Regions from separate parts of the Homo sapiens genome. Here region 1 is linked to region 2. Evidence: read pairs that join two places in POLR2A ChIA-PET (ENCODE). Cell type or tissue: OCI-LY7. All regions are shown on one strand. Each heading gives the region's core, and the rest is flanking DNA. Links, peaks and the distances in the headings are about the cores only.

Region 1 (8,333 bases), core at 173-8,172, 140 kb before region 2:
ACAGAAATAAGTGAGGGCACACCGAGCCTGGGGAGAGGGCGCTCCTGGTATACAGGAGCCAGGACCAGTTTGTGTGTAAAATGATGGGGCTTCCTAATTGCCTAAATGTTTTTCAGAGTGGAGTACCGTCATCCTAGCAACTGCTAGCACCTGAGCAGTTCTTGAGACCATCATTGCTTCTTATTTCACATCCTGCCCAACCCTTCCAGATCCTTCTACCCACTGGTAACTGGGATCTGCTGGACCTCACGGAGCATATTATTGAATGGGCACCAGGGAACCTCGATGTTAAAGTGCCCTTAGAATTTTTTTTTCTTTGAGACAGGGTCTTGCTCTGTTGCCCAGGCTGGAGTGCAGTGGCACAATCATAGCTCACTGCAGCCTCAAATCCCTGGGCTCAAGCCATCCTCCCACTTCAGCCTCCTAAGTAGCTGGAACTACAGGTGTACACCACCATGCTTGGCCAACTTAAAAAATATTTTTTTTAGAGGCAGAGTCTCGTTATGTTGCCCAGGCTGGCCTTGTACTGCTGTGCTCAAGTGATCCTCCCACGTTGGCCTCCCAAAGTGCTGGGATTACAGGCGGGAGCCACCACACCAGGCTGGAAAATCTCTGATGGGGCTGCTTCTGCTCTGGGAGCTGCCTGCTGAAAGAGAAAGGCCGGGTTTCACTCAGTCAACTTGCCTTCCTTTCTTTGAGTTTGGCACAGGGAAATACCAGCTCCTCAGAACTGGAGATGCATGGACTTTGCAGTTTTTAAGGAGAATGACTTATTCTCAGAGATGAGTTATCTACTTCAGTAACCATCTTGAGCATTCCCTGGAAGCACCAAAGCCTTACAATTACCCGTGTAATTTCTTGGCGTGTTTGGTGAAGCCTGAGTCATCCCAGGAAATATCCTGGGTGTTTATTCTCAAATGCTGAGATTTCATCCTCAAGTTTTGAGCTGCTCCTTCAGGAAAGCTTCCAGTTTTGTAGTTCTCAGTATAAAACCGCAACCTGTAACTGCCCAGGAAGCCCCCAGGGCTAAGCGGGGAGATGGCCAGACTCCAAGCAGATCCCCTAAGACCCCTGCAGAGCTGAGCTGGGGCAGTGTGGGGTAGGAGGAGTTGGGTTCTGTTTGAGCCAAAGAGAGTTAACTGCCAAAATCCTCAGCAAGGTTTCCTTCTGAGAAAAAATAAAGAAGCCTGATTGGAAAGAAAGAGGATTTGTAAACAGCTAAGATCTGCGGTTGCATCCTGCTACACTGAGAACATCCTAACATTTCAGACACAAGATCGGGGCTCTCTGCTGCCATTTGAACTGGCTTGGGATAAAATAAAGGTTGTGCTTTCATATTATGAGTCATATGGCTCTGCGAGCTGGAGCAGAGTCAGTTACCCTCGTGAAGACCCATGTTCCATCCCTGAATTACTCAGGACAGCTAGCTCTCCAGGACTGGGACTTCTCATCTGGCCAAGCTCCTCCCAAAATTTAACACTCACCTTCCCTCTTTCTTCCCTTCCTTTCTCTTCCCTTCACTTGCCTTCTTCAGTCTCAAAAGGACATTAAGTGATTCCGGATCTGGATTTCAAAACGCTCTTAAACAACCAGAATCCAAGAGATAAATGGAACTTTAGAGGCCATCTAATTTAACCTCTTTGTTAATTCTGAAATCTTCAAGGGTCTAGCCTCTGACAAACACCTTCATGATAGGAAGACCATGATGATACAAAGCAATTCATTCTCTTTGGATGACTCTATTATTGTAGAACTGATTTTCATATTGACTTTCTTATACTAAAGTCAGCCTCTCTGAAACTCATTTGTATTAACTCTTACTTTACAGGTCAGGCACGGTGGCTCACGCCTGCAATCCCAGTACTTTGGGAGGCCAAGGTGGGCAGATCACAAGGTCAGGAGTTCAAGACCAGCCTGGCCAACACGGTGAAACCCTGTCTCTACTAAAAAAAAAAAAAAAAAAAAAAACACAAAAATTAGCCAGGTGTGGTGGTACGTGCCTATAGTCCCAGCTATTCAGGAGGCTGAGGCAGGAGAATCACTTGAACCCAGGAGGCAGAGGTTGCAGTGAGCCGAGATTGTGCCACTGCGCTCCAGCCTGGGCCACAGAGCAAGACTCCGTCTCAAACAAAAGAAAACAAAACAACTCTTACTTTACCTCCTGGGGCAACCTAGCATAGGGCTACTCCTTCTCTATAGCAATCTTTCAGATGTTTGAAGAAAATTGCTATGAGGCAAGGTGATGTTGTGACTAAAGCATACAGTTTGGGTCTTGGGTGAGTCTCAGCTCCGCCCCTATTGATTGCGTGTGAATTTGAAAAAGTCCCATAACCTCATTTGCAAGTAGAGATACTACCCCCCATTGCAGGCAGTGTATCTATACTTCTGCAATGAGTGATCTCATATTGGTCTCTTGAACTTGGTACTGTAGGATATTTATACCATGGAAATTGGCAAATGCTACCAATGAGGGCTTTTTGTTTGTTTGTTGTTTTACCAGCACACCACTAACCATATCTCAGTTTAGTGGTAAGGATAAAATTAAGTTAGTGCAAGTAAATGTCCTTTGTGAACTATAAAGACCATAGAAATTATAGATACTAGTTTTTTGATAGACTGCCACAAAGTGGTCCTCAATCAGTCACACTCCTGAATTTGTACTTTTGTGTAGTCACTTTCTACATTCTTACTTTGGCTGCTCTTGTGAGTTTCTCAGTCCAGTGGAAAGCAACAGAAATTCTGAGCCCGGGCTTTTAGAGCCCTGTAGCAGCCACTTTCACTGTCTTGCTGCCTTGAGAAGTCATGAAGTCTAGGCTAGCCTCCCTGAGTATGAGAGGCTCTGTGGAGAAGAATGGTGAAAGAACATGAGAAGGGATGTGCCCATTCCAGCTGAGGCCATAGATGTGTGAGTGAAGCCATCAGGGCTCCTCCAACCCCAGTTGACTTACCAGCTGGCCCCAGATCTATCAAGGAGCCCAGCCAACACCATGACACCACATGGCACAGAGGAAAGCTCCCTGGCCCAGACTGCAGAACTGTGAACAAATGAACGGTTATTGTTGGTTTAAGAAACCAGGTTTTAGGCATAGTTTGTACATAATGATCAACGCGTATTACAGTTATTATCAGGCCCCTCCAAGTCTTCTCTTGTCCAGCTTAAACTTTCCCAGATCCCTGGATGGCATCTCGGTCTTCCTCTGGATGGGCTCCATTAACCAGTCCTGGGATAAACATGATGCTTGCTCCCAGAGCTCTGACCATACAGAGCTTGAGGGAATTCTGCCCTGTGCTCTGGATCCTAGATGAACACTTCAGTTGGAGGGCGAGCCACAGCTCTTGGCACAACAGCTCACTCTGTGAGCTCATTCTGAGCCTTTGCAGACAACTCAAACCCCCAGGCTGTGAAACTAGACCCTCCCATCCTGATATATTTTAAAATTCCCAAGTACAAGGTTTATAGTCATCACCACTAAACTTACCTTTTCATTTTAACTTATTATTTCAGTTTTTGAAAATCTGGACTCTGATTTGATTTTAAATTTTGCAACAACTATAGCATTTCCTTACATACACACATTCACTCCCACCCCCACACCCAAACTCACATCTGTCTAGACTCATGCACATCCAAATACACACAAACATCTATGCACATAAAAGGCAGAAACTCATTTCAGTTTTCATAGCAGCTATGGTGTCTTCTTAATAGTCATGGATCTTCGCAGTCAGCCTCCTGATTTCTTTCTCAGCCTCGTCTCCTCATCACTTCCAGTTTCGGTAGAAGAAACCACAACTCTAGTGACTTAACCAATTAGGGCTTATTTTTCTTAGACAAAAAGAAGCCCAGAGGTAGGGAGTCCAGGACCAGAATAGGGGTCCTGTGATGCCATTAGAGATCAGGTTTCTTCAGTTCTTCTATTCTGCCATGTTTTTCATTATTCTCATGATTTCAGGATGGCTGCTCTACCCTTAAATGTGGCATATGTGATCCAGACAAGAATGAGACAGAAAGGAAAAAGGGAAAAAGAAAAAAGGCAAGTGCTACTGAGTCTGTTCCCTTTTATACAGAAATTAACAGCCTTCCTGGAGCCCCTGCCCAGGAAACTTCTAGTTACATTCATTGTCCAGAACTGGGTCATGCAGTGACCCTGGCTGTGAGGGAATCTGGGGATATGAATATTTGTAACTGGGCACATTGCCACCCTGAGAAAAAATAACTGAGGTTGTGTTAATAAGAAAAAAATGGAGAAAGATAAAAAAAGAAAAGAAATGGAGAATGAATAATGAGTAGAGAACTAGCAGAGTTTGCCACATTCTCCCACACATACTATAAATCTGTATACCCAGATACATGCCAAATTTATTAAAAAAAGGTTATAGAAAATAAGGCAATGTGGTAGGTTGCAAAAAAAAAATAGTCAAAAATTCTCCCATTCCTGTACAAACAACTCTTTTCCATGTGACTTTGACATTCTTCTCATCAAGAGTCTATTTTTCCACTCTTTGATTCTGGGAAAAGCAACTTGTGACTGGCATTGACCAGTAGAATGTAACAAAAGTGATTCTATGTGACTTTCTAGCTCAAGAGGCCTTTCAACTTCCATTCTTGCCCTCTTAGAACTTGGTACTACATGTAAAGAATCCCAGAATAGCCTCTTTGAGGATGAGAGACCATACATAGAGAGAAACCCAGCCAACAGCCAGTACCAACCCCCAGACATGTGAGTGAGGTCATCTTAAAAGATCCAGCCCCATTCAAGCCTCTAGATGACAGTGGCTGCAGAAGTAACTTTAGAAAACCACCCTGCTGAGCCCAGCCCAAATGGCTGCCCCACAGAATCATGAGCAAATAAAATGGCCATTTCTTTAGATATTAAGCTGTGGCATGAATAATGACATAATTTATTTGTAGAGTACAAACAAAGTGGGTAATATTTGTGGTGGTGTTGGATCCTGGATTGACCCAGGTCTGGTTTTCAAACTTTGTTCATAGGAGCCCTGCGTGCAGGGCAACAGGAAAGCCAAACTAACAGCTCCCTAAGTCCCCTGCCCTCACCCATCCAGGGCACCTTGCCTCTATCCATTTTGCAGAATTGGGTCCTGCGTAAGATCTTATTTTTAAAAAAAGGTTGAATAGCCTCTCAACTGGATCACCTCTAAGTTTCCTTTAACTGTAAAGCTCAATGATCAGTCACAGAATTTTACTTGTTTTGGTAGTTGCATTCTCCCTGCCTCTCTTTCTGCTCCTTTTCCTTTGTATTTCATCTCATTCACCCACATCACAGTTCATCATGAAAGCACCTGGTGTTCTTCCATCACTTGCCCTGATTCCCCTCAGCCACCACCCACCCATCCACCCACATACTCAGCACCTGGCCTTATCCCTGCCCTTTGCAACCCTCCTTAACAGGGAGCAGGGCTTATGTTTCATCCTAGAAAGCCAAGGCTAAACTAGGAGAGGTGGCAGGGCCTGTGTAATTCTCAGAGGTACAGACTAGATGTTGTCATAAGTGAGAGCAGAGGGCTGGGAATGACACCTGCCCATGAGAGCCAGGAAGAAAGTTAAGTCTTTAATGGCTGACCTTTTCTAGAGCATTCTTTGTGCCGAGAGCCATGCTAGATGGTTACTTATCTCCCCAAATCCTAACAATCCCAGAAGATAACGCTTATCCTCTCACTTTACAGATGTAGAAACTGAGCCGGAATATCCAAAACAGGTCAAATTCTAGGACTGGTTATTAAATTTCAGGCACGTGCAGGCTCTCCACAACACCTGTACAGGTCATGCTCTGTGTAAGTTCAGTGGTTGCTTTCCTGGAGTTATGTGGTACAAACCTGCACAACCATACAATGGGGTACAAGCATAGTCCCTGGAGCCAGGCTGGCTGGCTTCAAATGTCAACTCCATTAATTAATAGCTTTGTGGCCTTGGGATAGCCACTTAACATCTCTGGGGCTCACTTTCTTTATTTGCAATGGAGGCAATAATGACACCTAACTCATAGGCTCTTTAAAATATGGTTTAAATAAGTTAATATTCGTGACCTGCTTAGAACAGTGACTAGCTACATAAGTGTTTGATTTGAAAAGAAAATAGCCTTCAGCTCTATAGCATATGACCCAAGTGAGGCCAGCATCCTTTCCTGGGATTGATTTTCAGAACTGGAGACAGGAAGCTCTTTTTTCTACTGGGATTTCTAAATTGGGACTTCTGGTGGCCATGATCCTCACCACGTGGCAAAGGCGTCTCTGCCGAAAGAGAATGAGGCCAACATCCAAAGACAGAGACAGGCAGGAAGGAGAGCTGGAGACAGAATCCTGGCAGAGTTCACTGGTCATTTTCTGTGATTCCTGCAGTCCCTCCTTCCATTCTGTGACTGCCCAGGAATCCTTCCCAGCACCGGGAGCCTGTCAGCCTCTCTTTTTATTTTTGTTTAAATTGGATGGGTTTATCTTCCATCCCTTGTGATTGAAACAATCCAGGCTAATCAAGGCGCTTTAGATCAGGGGTTGCAAAATCAAATACCTTCAGGAGTCAGGGAAGTCCTGTGTGGGAAATCACGTTTGATGGCAATGAGTATACAGAGAAACGTTTTTCCACTATAAGAATAAACAGCAGTGCACGTGCAAGGTCAGGATCACCTGGCCTCTTATGAGGGCTGTCACAGGGAGCGGTGGAAAGTGCAAACTTGTGAGTCATTCACTCTATTTAAAAGGCCCAGTCTATTTGGCCACGAGGGCCTGGGGTACCAATACCTACTGTTTCTCCAAAAGAAGCCATGAATCTGCGACTCCCAGCTTATAAATGTTGAATCAACCTTTGCTCAATATTGTGCAACACATCTGCAAATTGAATGTGTCCCCAGGGTTGCAGGTTATCACAGAAGCTGGTCCAGTTCCAGGATTTCCCATAAGGAGGAATAACCTAAGAGTCTAAACAGAACCAGAGTCCTGGGACTGCAGGTCTTGGATTCCGTCTCTGATGGAGGCTTTCTAGATTTCCCTGCTCCACTCCCACATCAAAGCTGGCCCCTTTGTAAAGGGATTCCTCGTCATGGCTAGTGGACCAGTCCCCTCCTCACCAGCGCCCTCAGCTCCTCAATGTGCCTTCTTATCCTCAGGCTGTATTTCTCTGTGTGTGTTGTGGGGATAGTGGTGGTGTTTATGGTGCTAATAGAAGAGGCCTGCCAGCCAAAAATGAACCCACAGCAATTTGATGCTCCAGTTCTGCTTGGGATTTTATAGCTCATGTAGCTGGAACTTGGGTACCCAAGACCTGCTGACCTGCTGCAGGAATGCTAATGGCGAATCAGGCAAAGTGACAGAGAGGAAGGCTTTTCTGGAAGTCTCTGAGGGCAGACCTGGGGGCAGCCATAAAAGACCTATCCTGTCTTGCTGAATCTTTAGCTCTGCTCTACAGAAGCACTGCTGCTTAAAATAAGACAGAGTGAGGGCCAACACCGACTTTAATGGGGGAGCAGCAAGTCAGCATTTGGGGCTCACTTTGGAAGGCTCTTTTCTTGTGCTCTTCTTTCAAAAATAAGGAGGAGAAGCCCCTTGTGATGGTCCAGCTTTTGTCGATGCTGAAGGAAACAGCCAAGATGGAATTCTCTGAGAAAGACTCCAAGGGTTTGGAGGCAGGGGTTGTTTCTATGTGAAAATGAAAAGAGATCCTGAGACTCCTTGCAGAAAGAAATGAGGGGAGAGTGAAGCCAAAGGGAAAAGCTGTCAATTCCCCTCCCCCTCAATTTGGAGACCATGAAGAGAGAAAGCAGCCATGGCTCTGCCCAAGGCAGACACATTTCTGCTTCATTCACCTGGTGACTCGGGGGGGTGTGGGCCAGGACCTGAGCGATGTCAAATATTCCTCAGCGGTCTCACCAAGACCATCCTCCTCTCATTTATTAAGCTAAAGAGTTGCTGGGGTTCCCGAGGAGGTTTTCAAATGCTGAGACCAGAAGAGAGAGCCCAGGGCTACATATGGAACTCCCTGAGGTTTTGCCCTAACTGAGAATCAATGAGGACATCAGCGCCCAGGCAGCAGGCTATCCCTCTGCCCCTCTTCTCATTGTGAGCTGTCTTAATCCATCACATAGAGCCTGGTATCAGTAGGGGTTCAAAGAATGCTGCTGAATTGAATTGGAATAAGACACACAGGAGGCTGGGCGTGGTGGCTCACGCCTGTTATCCCAGCAATTGGGAGGCTGAGGCAGGCGGATCACAAGGTCAGGAGATCGAGACCATCCTGGCTAACACAGTGAAAGCCTGTCTCTACTACAAATACAAAAAAAAATTAGCCGGGCATGGTGGCGGGCGCCTGTAGTTCCAGCTAC
Region 2 (8,333 bases), core at 118-8,117:
GAAAGTTATTCATGCAGAGCCAGCTGTGCTGGAGACCAGAGTTTTATTGTTATTCGAATCAGTCTCCCGGAGCATTCAGGGATCAGAGTAGGATTTTTGTTGTTTTGTTTTTCGTTTTTTTTGAGAGGTAGTCTCACTCTGTTGCCCAGGCTGGAGTGCAGTGGTGCAATCTCACTGCAACCTCAGCCTCCCAGCAAGGGAGGCAAGCGATTCTCCTGCCTCAGCCTCTCGAGTAACTGGGATTACAGGCGTGCCATCACGCCAGACTAATTTTTGTATTTTTAGTAGAGATGGGTTTTTGCCATGTTGGCCAGGCTGGTCTCAAATTGATCCGCCCGCCTCTGCCTCCCAAAGTGCTGGGATTACAGACGTGAGCCACCCCACCGAGCCCAGGATCGGAGTTTTTAAGGACAACTTGGTGGGTGAGGGGGCAGCCAGTGAGTCAAGAGTGCTGATTGGTCAAGTAGGAGACGAAATGGAAGGGAGTTGAAGCTTTCCTCTTGCGCTGAGTCAGTTCCTGGGTGGGGGCAACAAGATCACATGAGTCAATGTATCAGTCTGGGTGGTGCCAGTTGATCCATCAAGTTCAGAGTTTGCAAAATATCTCAAGCACTGATCTGAATCTTTACAATAGTGATGTTAGCCCCAGGAGCAATTTGGGAAGGGTCAGAATCTTATCGCCTCCAGCTGCATGACTCCTAAACCATAATTTTTAATCTTTTGGCTAGTTTGTTAGTCCCACAAAGGCAGCCTAGTCTCCAGGCAAGAAAGGGGTTTGTTTTGGGAAAGGGCTGTTATCATCTTTGCTTTAAACCATAAACTAAAAACTAAGTGCCTCCCAAAGTTACTTTGGCCTATGCCCAGGAATGAACAAGGACAGATAGGAGATTAGAAGCAAGTTGGAGTTGGTTAGGTTCAGATCTCTTTCCCTGCGTCAGTTCCAATTTTGCAATGGGGTTTCACTTGAACACCACAGGGAGACCACCCTCCCACCCTCCGCATCTACAAAAGTAAAATAAAATAAAATTAGCTGGTCATGGTGGTGCACACCCGTGGTACCAACTACTTGGAAGGGTGAGGTGGAGGATCACTTGAGCCTGGAGTTCGAGGCTGCAGTGAGCCATGATTGTGCCCTGGCACTCCAGCCTGGGTAACAGAGCAAGACCCTGTCTCAAAAAGACTGACAGAAGGGCACAGTAGCTCACGGCTGTAATCCCAACACTTTGGGAGGCCGAGGCGGGCAGATCACCTGAGGTCGGGAGTTCGAGACCAGCCTGACCAATATGGAGAAACCCCGTCTCTACTAAAAATACAAAATTAGCCACGTGTGGTGGCACATGCCTGTAATCCCAGCTACACAAGAGGCTGAGGCAAGAGAATGACTTGAACCTGGGAGGCGGAGGTTGTGGTGAGCCAAGATCGCGCCATTGCACTCCAGCCTGGGCAAAAGAGCGAAGCTCCATCTCAAAAAAAAAAAAAAAAAAAAAAAGACTGACAGAACAGATTATCTTTATGATAATAAGATACAAATTATAAACAGGATCTAAGGCCATGCCAGGCAAGTGTTAAGCCATGCACTCCTACACTTAAAGAATAACCTATGTCCTAACCACCACAAGGTTTTTCTTTTTCTCTAGCAGCTAAATAAGCACTGGCCTTGAGATAAACAATGTTGAAGCAGTTGCAGCTTACAACCACCACATGCTGACCAACTGACTTTGTTCCATAAGCCATAACTACAGCTCTGATTGGACAAGAGATTGATTTCAGTAACTTTCTCCTGATAAGAAGACCACTGACCAAGGACTGGGTCTAGCCAGTTTACGTAGACTGCGTGCTTAAAAGTCCTTTTGTGTCCTGAAAAGACCTCTGATGAATAGGGCCTAACCGTAATACATTTAAATGTTGAGTCTCCACCCCAAGGTGAACATAGTTCATAAGTAACATGCATGTTTATTCAACATGCATGCACCAGGACCACCTTCATGAATATTCATAGCTCCTCCTCTAGCCTGTTAAATATGTATGTTTAGCCAACTCCTTCAGCATAAAGCTCCTACCCCAGCCCCTCCTCCTTTGAAATGCCTGTTTCCAGGTCTCTACTGGAGGCTGCGTTTCCCAGCCTCTGGGATGGCCACCTTGCAGGCTGTAACACTTTACAAGAAATAAAGTCTCCACTTCTAAATTTATAAATCTTGTGATTTTTTTTAAGTTAACAGTAATAAGCCCGTTTAACCATTCCTGAATTTATGCTAATGAGGTAACTCTTAGAGGATAGGGGTTAGTTGCCAGAGGAACCAACCCTGGATAGAATGTTCAGTCCCACACCTTGAACTCCAGGGAAGGGAGAGGATCTTAGTCACCAATGGCCACTGACTTAATTAATCATGCCTACATAATAGAACCTCCATAAAATCCCTAACCGACAAGGTTTGGAGAGGTTCTGGGTTGGTGAACACACTGAGGTGCTAGAAGGGTGGCACCTCTAGCAAGGGCCTGGAACCCTCATACAGCCCATCCATTCCTATACCTTGCCCAATGTATCTCTTTCTTTGTTTTTGTTTTTGTTTTTTTTTTTTGAGACAGTCTCACTGTGTTGCCCAGGCTGGTCTCAAACTCCTGGACTCAAGCAATCCACCTACTACCACTTCTCAAAGTGCTGGAATTACAAACGTGAGCCACTGTGCCTGGCCCCAATCCATCTCTTTCATTTGGCTCTTCCTGAATTGTATTCTTTATAATAAACGGGTAATTGCAAGTAAAGTGCTTTCCTGAGTTCCTCGAGCCATCCAGCAAATTATCAAGCCCCAGGAGGGAGTCATGGGAGCCCCTGATTTATAGCCAGTGGGTCAGAAGTACAAGTCACAACTTGGAATTTGAGACTGACTTCTGAACTGGGATAGTCTTGTGAGACTGAACCCTTAACCTGTGTGGTCTGTGCTAATTCTGGGTAGTTACTGTCATAATTGTAGTACACCCGACTGGGATCTAGAGAGCTGGAGAATTGCTTACTGTGAGGGAAAACTCCACACATTTGGTGTCAGAAGTTTCATGAGTGTACAGGAAAACAGTTTTTTTCTTCTTCTTTTTTTTTTTTTTTTGAGACAGAGTTTCACTCTTTTGCCCAGGCTGGAGTGAAGTGGTGCCACCTAGGCTTACTGCAACCTCCGCCGCCCCCCAGGTTCAAGCGAGTCTCCTGCCTCACCCTGCCTAGTAGCTGGGATTATAGGCGACTGCCACCACACCCGGCTAATTTTTTGTATTTTTTGTAGAGACGGAGGTTTCGCCACGTTGGCCAGGCTGGTCTCAAACTCCCGACCTCAGGTGATCCACCCACCTTGGCCTCCCAAAGTGCTAGTATTACAGGCGTGAGCCACTGCGCCCCGCTGGAAAACAGGTTTTTTTCTTTTACTCCCTCACCCCCAATACCAGCCTCCCTTGTGGTATAGAGTCAGTGAAAACCCCATGGGGAGCATAATGTACTCTTACGCTTTCCAGCCAGGGAGCTATCACTGGAGGCCTAGTGGGGAGCGAGTACTCCCACCCTCACCTTGTAGTAACAAGGAGCCACTCCTAGGTTGTCAACAGAGGCCAAATGAGGAACCTGGACATCTGCCCCCATCTGGCAGTAACAAGGTAGTGCTCCTCTTTCCTTGCTGGTGTTAGAGGAGGCCAGCTAAAACAGAAGTTTAAGTAAGATCCAGCTGGGTGCAGTGGCCGGGTGGGGTGAGTCACACCTGTAATCGCAGCACTTTGGGAGGCTGAGGCGCTGCAGATCACCTGAGGTCAGGAGTTCAAGACCAGCCTGGCCAACATGGTGAAACCCCATCTCTACAAAAAATACAAAAAATTAGCTGGGCATGGTGGTGTGCACCTGTAGTCGTAGCTACTCCAGAGGCTGCGGCGGGAGAATCACATGAACCCAGGAGGCAGAGGTTGCAGTGAGCCGAGATCATGCCACTGCACTCCAGCCTGGGCGACAGAGTGAGACTCTGTCTCAAAAAAAAAAAAAAAAAGAGAAAAAGAAAAAAGCCAGGTGTGGTGGTACAGGTTTGTGATCCCAGCTATTTGGGAGGCTAAGGCATGAGCATGAGGATCACTTGACCCCAGGAGGCAGAGGTTGAAGTGAGCCGAGATGGTGACACAGTGAGACTCCATCTCAATAAATAAATAAGGTTCATTGCTTAACAATGGGGAATCTTAATTAAAAATTAAAATTAGGCCGGGTGGGATGGCTCACACCTACAATCCCAGCAGTTTGGGAGGCCAAGTCGGGTGGATCACTTGAGGTCAGGTGGTCGAGACCAGCCTGGCCAACATGGTGAAACCCTATCTCTGCTAAAAATATAAAAATTAGTTGGGTGTGGTGGCATGCACCTGTAATCCCAGCTACTTGGGAGGCTGAGGCAGGATAATAGCTTGAACTCGGGAGTCAGAGGTTTAGTGAGCCGAGATCCTGCCACTGCACTCCAGCCTGGGCAACAGAGGGAGATTCCATCTCAAAATAAATAAATAAATTAATTAATTAAATTAAAAATAAATAACATCCAGAGTCTTATAACATAATACTCAGAATATTCAGGTCACCACCAAAAATCACTCATTATAACAATATATCAAATTGAATGAAAAAAGACAATAAATGTCAGCATCAAGATGAAAAAGATGTTAGAATAATATGACAAAGTTTTTACTGCAGCCAGCATAAAAAATGCTTTAATTAGCAATTATGAACACACTTGAAACAATTAAAAAATAGTCTCAGCAAAGAAATAGAAAGTCTCAGCAGAGATAAAGAAGATATAAAGAAGGGCTGGGCACAGTGACTCACACCTGTAATCCCAGCACTTTGGGAGGCCGAGGCAGGAGGATCATTTGAGGCAAGGAGTTTGAGACCAGCCGAGACAACATAGTGAGACCCGCATCTCCACAATTTTTTTTTAATTTTTAAATTCTTCTTGAGACAGAGTCTTGCTCTGTTGCCCAGGCTGGAGTGCAGTGGCATAATCTCGGCTCACTGCAGCCTCCACCTCCTGGGTTCAAGCAATTCTCCTGCCTTAGCCTCCTGAGTAACTGGAATTACAGGCATGCGCCACCAGGCCCGACTAATTTTTGTATTTTTAGTAGAGATGGGGTTTCACCATATTGGCCAGGCTGGTCTTGAACTCCTGACCTCAGGTGATCCACCCGTCTCGGCCTCCCAAAGTGCTTGGATTACAGGCGTGAGCCACTGCACCTGGCTCCATCTCTACAATTTTTAAAAAAATAGCTAAAAGAAGTTGGAATTTCTCTAAACAGAAAGGAAAGGATTTTTTTTAGAAAAAGGAATGTTGGTACATCAGGAAGCAAGAAAGAACATGGTAAGCAAAAATATGGGTAAATGCAATCGATTTTTCTTCTCCTCTTGAGTTTTCTAAATTATGTTTGATGATTGAAGTAAAAGTTATAACTCTCCAATGTAGTTCTAAATGTATGTAGAGGGCATAGTAAAGACAATTATTGCTCAAGTCCTTGCTCATAAAGAAAAAAGAAAAGGGCTGTGTGCGGTGACTCATGCCTGTAACCCCAGCACTTTGGGAGGCCGAGGCGGGTGGATCACCTGAGGTCGAGAGTTCGAGACCAGACTGACCAACGTGGAGAAACCCCGTCTCTACTAAAAATACAAAATTAGCCAGTTGTGGTGGCGCATGCCTGTAATCCCAGCTACTTGGGAGGCTGAGGCAGGAGAATTGCTTGAACCCAGGAGGCGGAGGTTGTGGTGAGCCGAGATTGCACCATTGCACTTCAGCCTGGGCAACAAGAGCGAAACTCCATCTCAAAAATAAATAAATAAATAAATAAATAAATAAGACAATTATAAGCAGAGAAGAATAAAAGAACATAAATATCAGCAAAAACTGAGGACTGAAAGACAACATATCACGTATCTTATTATCAAGTGCCCATGGAACATATACCAAAATAGACCATACCCTGGGCTATAAAACAAACCTCAATAAATATATAAAGAATTGAAGCGGGGCTGGGCACGGTGGCTCACACCTGTAATCTCAGCACTTTGGGAGGCTGAGGCGGGTGGATTTCCTGAGGTCAGGAATTCAAGACCAGCCTGGCCAATATAGTGAATCCCAGTCTCTACTAAAAATACAAGAAATTCGCTGGGCGTGGTGGCAGCTGCCTGCCTGTAATCCCAGCTACTAGGGAGGCTGAGGCAGGAGAATTGCTTGAACCCAGGAGGCGGATGTTGCAGTAAGCCGAGATCACACCATTGCACTCCAGCCTGGGCAACAAGAGCGAAAATCCATCTCAAAAAAAGTGAAACTCCATCTCAAAAAAAAAAAAAAAAAAGAAATGATACAGAGTATGTTCTCCAGCTACAATGGACTCAAAGTAGAAATCAATAACAGAAAGGTAGCAGGGAAGTCTCTAAACACTTGGAAAATAAACAACATGCTTCTGAATAATCCATGGGCCAAAAAGTAAGTCTCAGGGAAATGAAAATACATTGAAATAAATGAAAATGGAAATACAGGCCAGGTGCGGTGGCTCATGCCTATAATCCCAGAACTTTGGGAGGCCAAGGCGGGAGGATCTGTTGAGCCCAGGAGTTCAAGACCAGCCTGGGCAACATAGTGAGACCCCATCTCTTTAAAAAAAAAAAAAAAGCCAGGCTTGGTGGTGCTTGCCTATAGTCCCAGCTACTCAGGAGGCTGAGGCAGGAGGGTTACTTCAGCCCTGGGGTGACAGGTGGCAGCCAGCCATGATCACGTCGCTGAACTCCAGCCTGGGCAACAGGTCAAGACCTTGTCTCAAAAAATAGAAAAAGAAAAAAAAAGAAAAAGATGAAAATACAACATATCAGGCTGAGGCAGGAGGATTGCTTGAAGCTAGGAGTTTGAGACCAACCTGGGTGACAAGGTGAGACCCTACCTCTATGAAAAAAAAAAAGAAAATACAGTATATCATAATTATAAGGACACAGCTAACGTACTGCTTAGAGAGAAATTTATAGCACTAAATGCGCACATTAGAAGAGGAAAACTCACAAACTAATATTCTAAACTCCCATCTCAAGAACCTACTTTAAAAAGAGCAAAATAAATCCAAAGCAATAAAAGGAAAGAAATAATAAGAGTAGAAATCAATAAAATCGAGACGAGAAAAACAATAGAGAAAATCAATGAGACAAAGAGCTTGTTCTTTGAAAATATCAGTTAAAGCAACAACTGCTATCACGACTAAAAAGAAAAAAAGAAAGAAGACATAAATTACCAATAACAGAAGTGAAACATGAGATATCACTATAGACCCTGCAGATATCAAAATAATAACAGAATGCTACAAACAACTGTATACACATACACTTGACAATGCACGTGAAAAGACCAATTTCTCAAAAGCGCAAAGTACCCCAACTCGCCCAATATAAAATAGATAATTTTAGCAGCCTATTATTATTATTAATTTTTTTCTTTTTTTCAGACACAGTCTCACTCTGTCACCCAGGCTGGAGTGCAGTGACGCAATCTCGGCTCACTGCAACCTTCGCCTCCTGAGTTTAAGCGATTCTCGTGCCTCACCCTCCCAAATAGCTGGGATTACAGTCACCTGTCACCACACCCGGCTAATTTTTGTATTTTTAGTAGAGACGGGGTTTTGTCATATTAGCCAGGCTGGTCTCAAATTCTTGACATCATGTGATCCTCCTGCCTCCGCCTCCCAAATTGCTGGGATTACAGGCATTACAGGTGTGAGCCACTGCGCCCAACCTAGTAGCCTGTAATCATTAAGGAAATTGAATTTATAATTTTAAAACTGCCAAAAAAGAAATCTCATGACCCAGATGGTTATAGGATGCACCTTTATGTTCCAGGAGATTGCTACCCAACATTTTAATAGTTTCAGGATATATAAGAGGAGGGAATACTTCTCAGTTATTTTGTGAAGTTGATACTAAAACCAGATAATTCAGTACAAATAAGTGCACACACACACAAAGAATATAAAACTACAGACCTATATTTCTTTTCTTTTCTTTTTGTTTTTTTTTGAGACAGAGTCTCACTCTGTTGCACAGAATGGAGTGCAGTGGTGGGATCTCAGCTCACTACAAGCTCCGCCTCCCGGGTTCAAGCGATTCTCCTGCCTCAGCCTCCCGAGTAGCTGGTACTACAGGCGTGCGTCACCACGCTTAGCTAATTTTTGTATTTTTAGTAGAGATGGGGTTTCGCTATGTTGGCCAGGCTGGTCTCAAACTCCTGACCCTCATGATCTGCCTGCCTCGGCTTCCCAAAGTGCTGGGATTACAGGCTTGAGCCACCCTGCCCAGCTGG

Evidence for each region. ChIA-PET counts read pairs that join two places held together with the same protein. Peaks named below come from ENCODE experiments on the same cell type or tissue, not always from the same donor. Only the 100,000 strongest peaks of a DNase experiment are listed, where the experiment ranks them.
Region 1: POLR2A ChIA-PET joins it to region 2 with 5 read pairs; 16 of 35 experiments call an interaction of 5 or more read pairs at or near these places.

What each region holds. Positions count from the first base shown.
Region 1 is chr14:50,016,845-50,025,177 of GRCh38, reverse strand. All of the region lies in intron 6 of LINC01599 (long intergenic non-protein coding RNA 1599), which reads left to right. Among named protein-coding and RNA genes, the nearest start is that of LINC01588, 13 kb to the right of the region's middle. RefSeq lists a silencer at 3,750-3,809. In OCI-LY7, for the core only: no CTCF peak of the experiment used is centred there; no DNase peak of the experiment used is centred there.
Region 2 is chr14:49,875,192-49,883,524 of GRCh38, reverse strand. No RefSeq gene overlaps it. Among named protein-coding and RNA genes, the nearest start is that of ARF6, 14 kb to the left of the region's middle. RefSeq lists an enhancer at 251-834 and a silencer at 3,496-3,555. In OCI-LY7, for the core only: CTCF peaks have their summits at 3,210, 3,412 and 3,614 (motif pointing left); DNase peaks (open chromatin) are centred at 3,164 and 3,634; H3K4me3 peaks cover 292 bases; H3K27ac peaks cover 1,159 bases.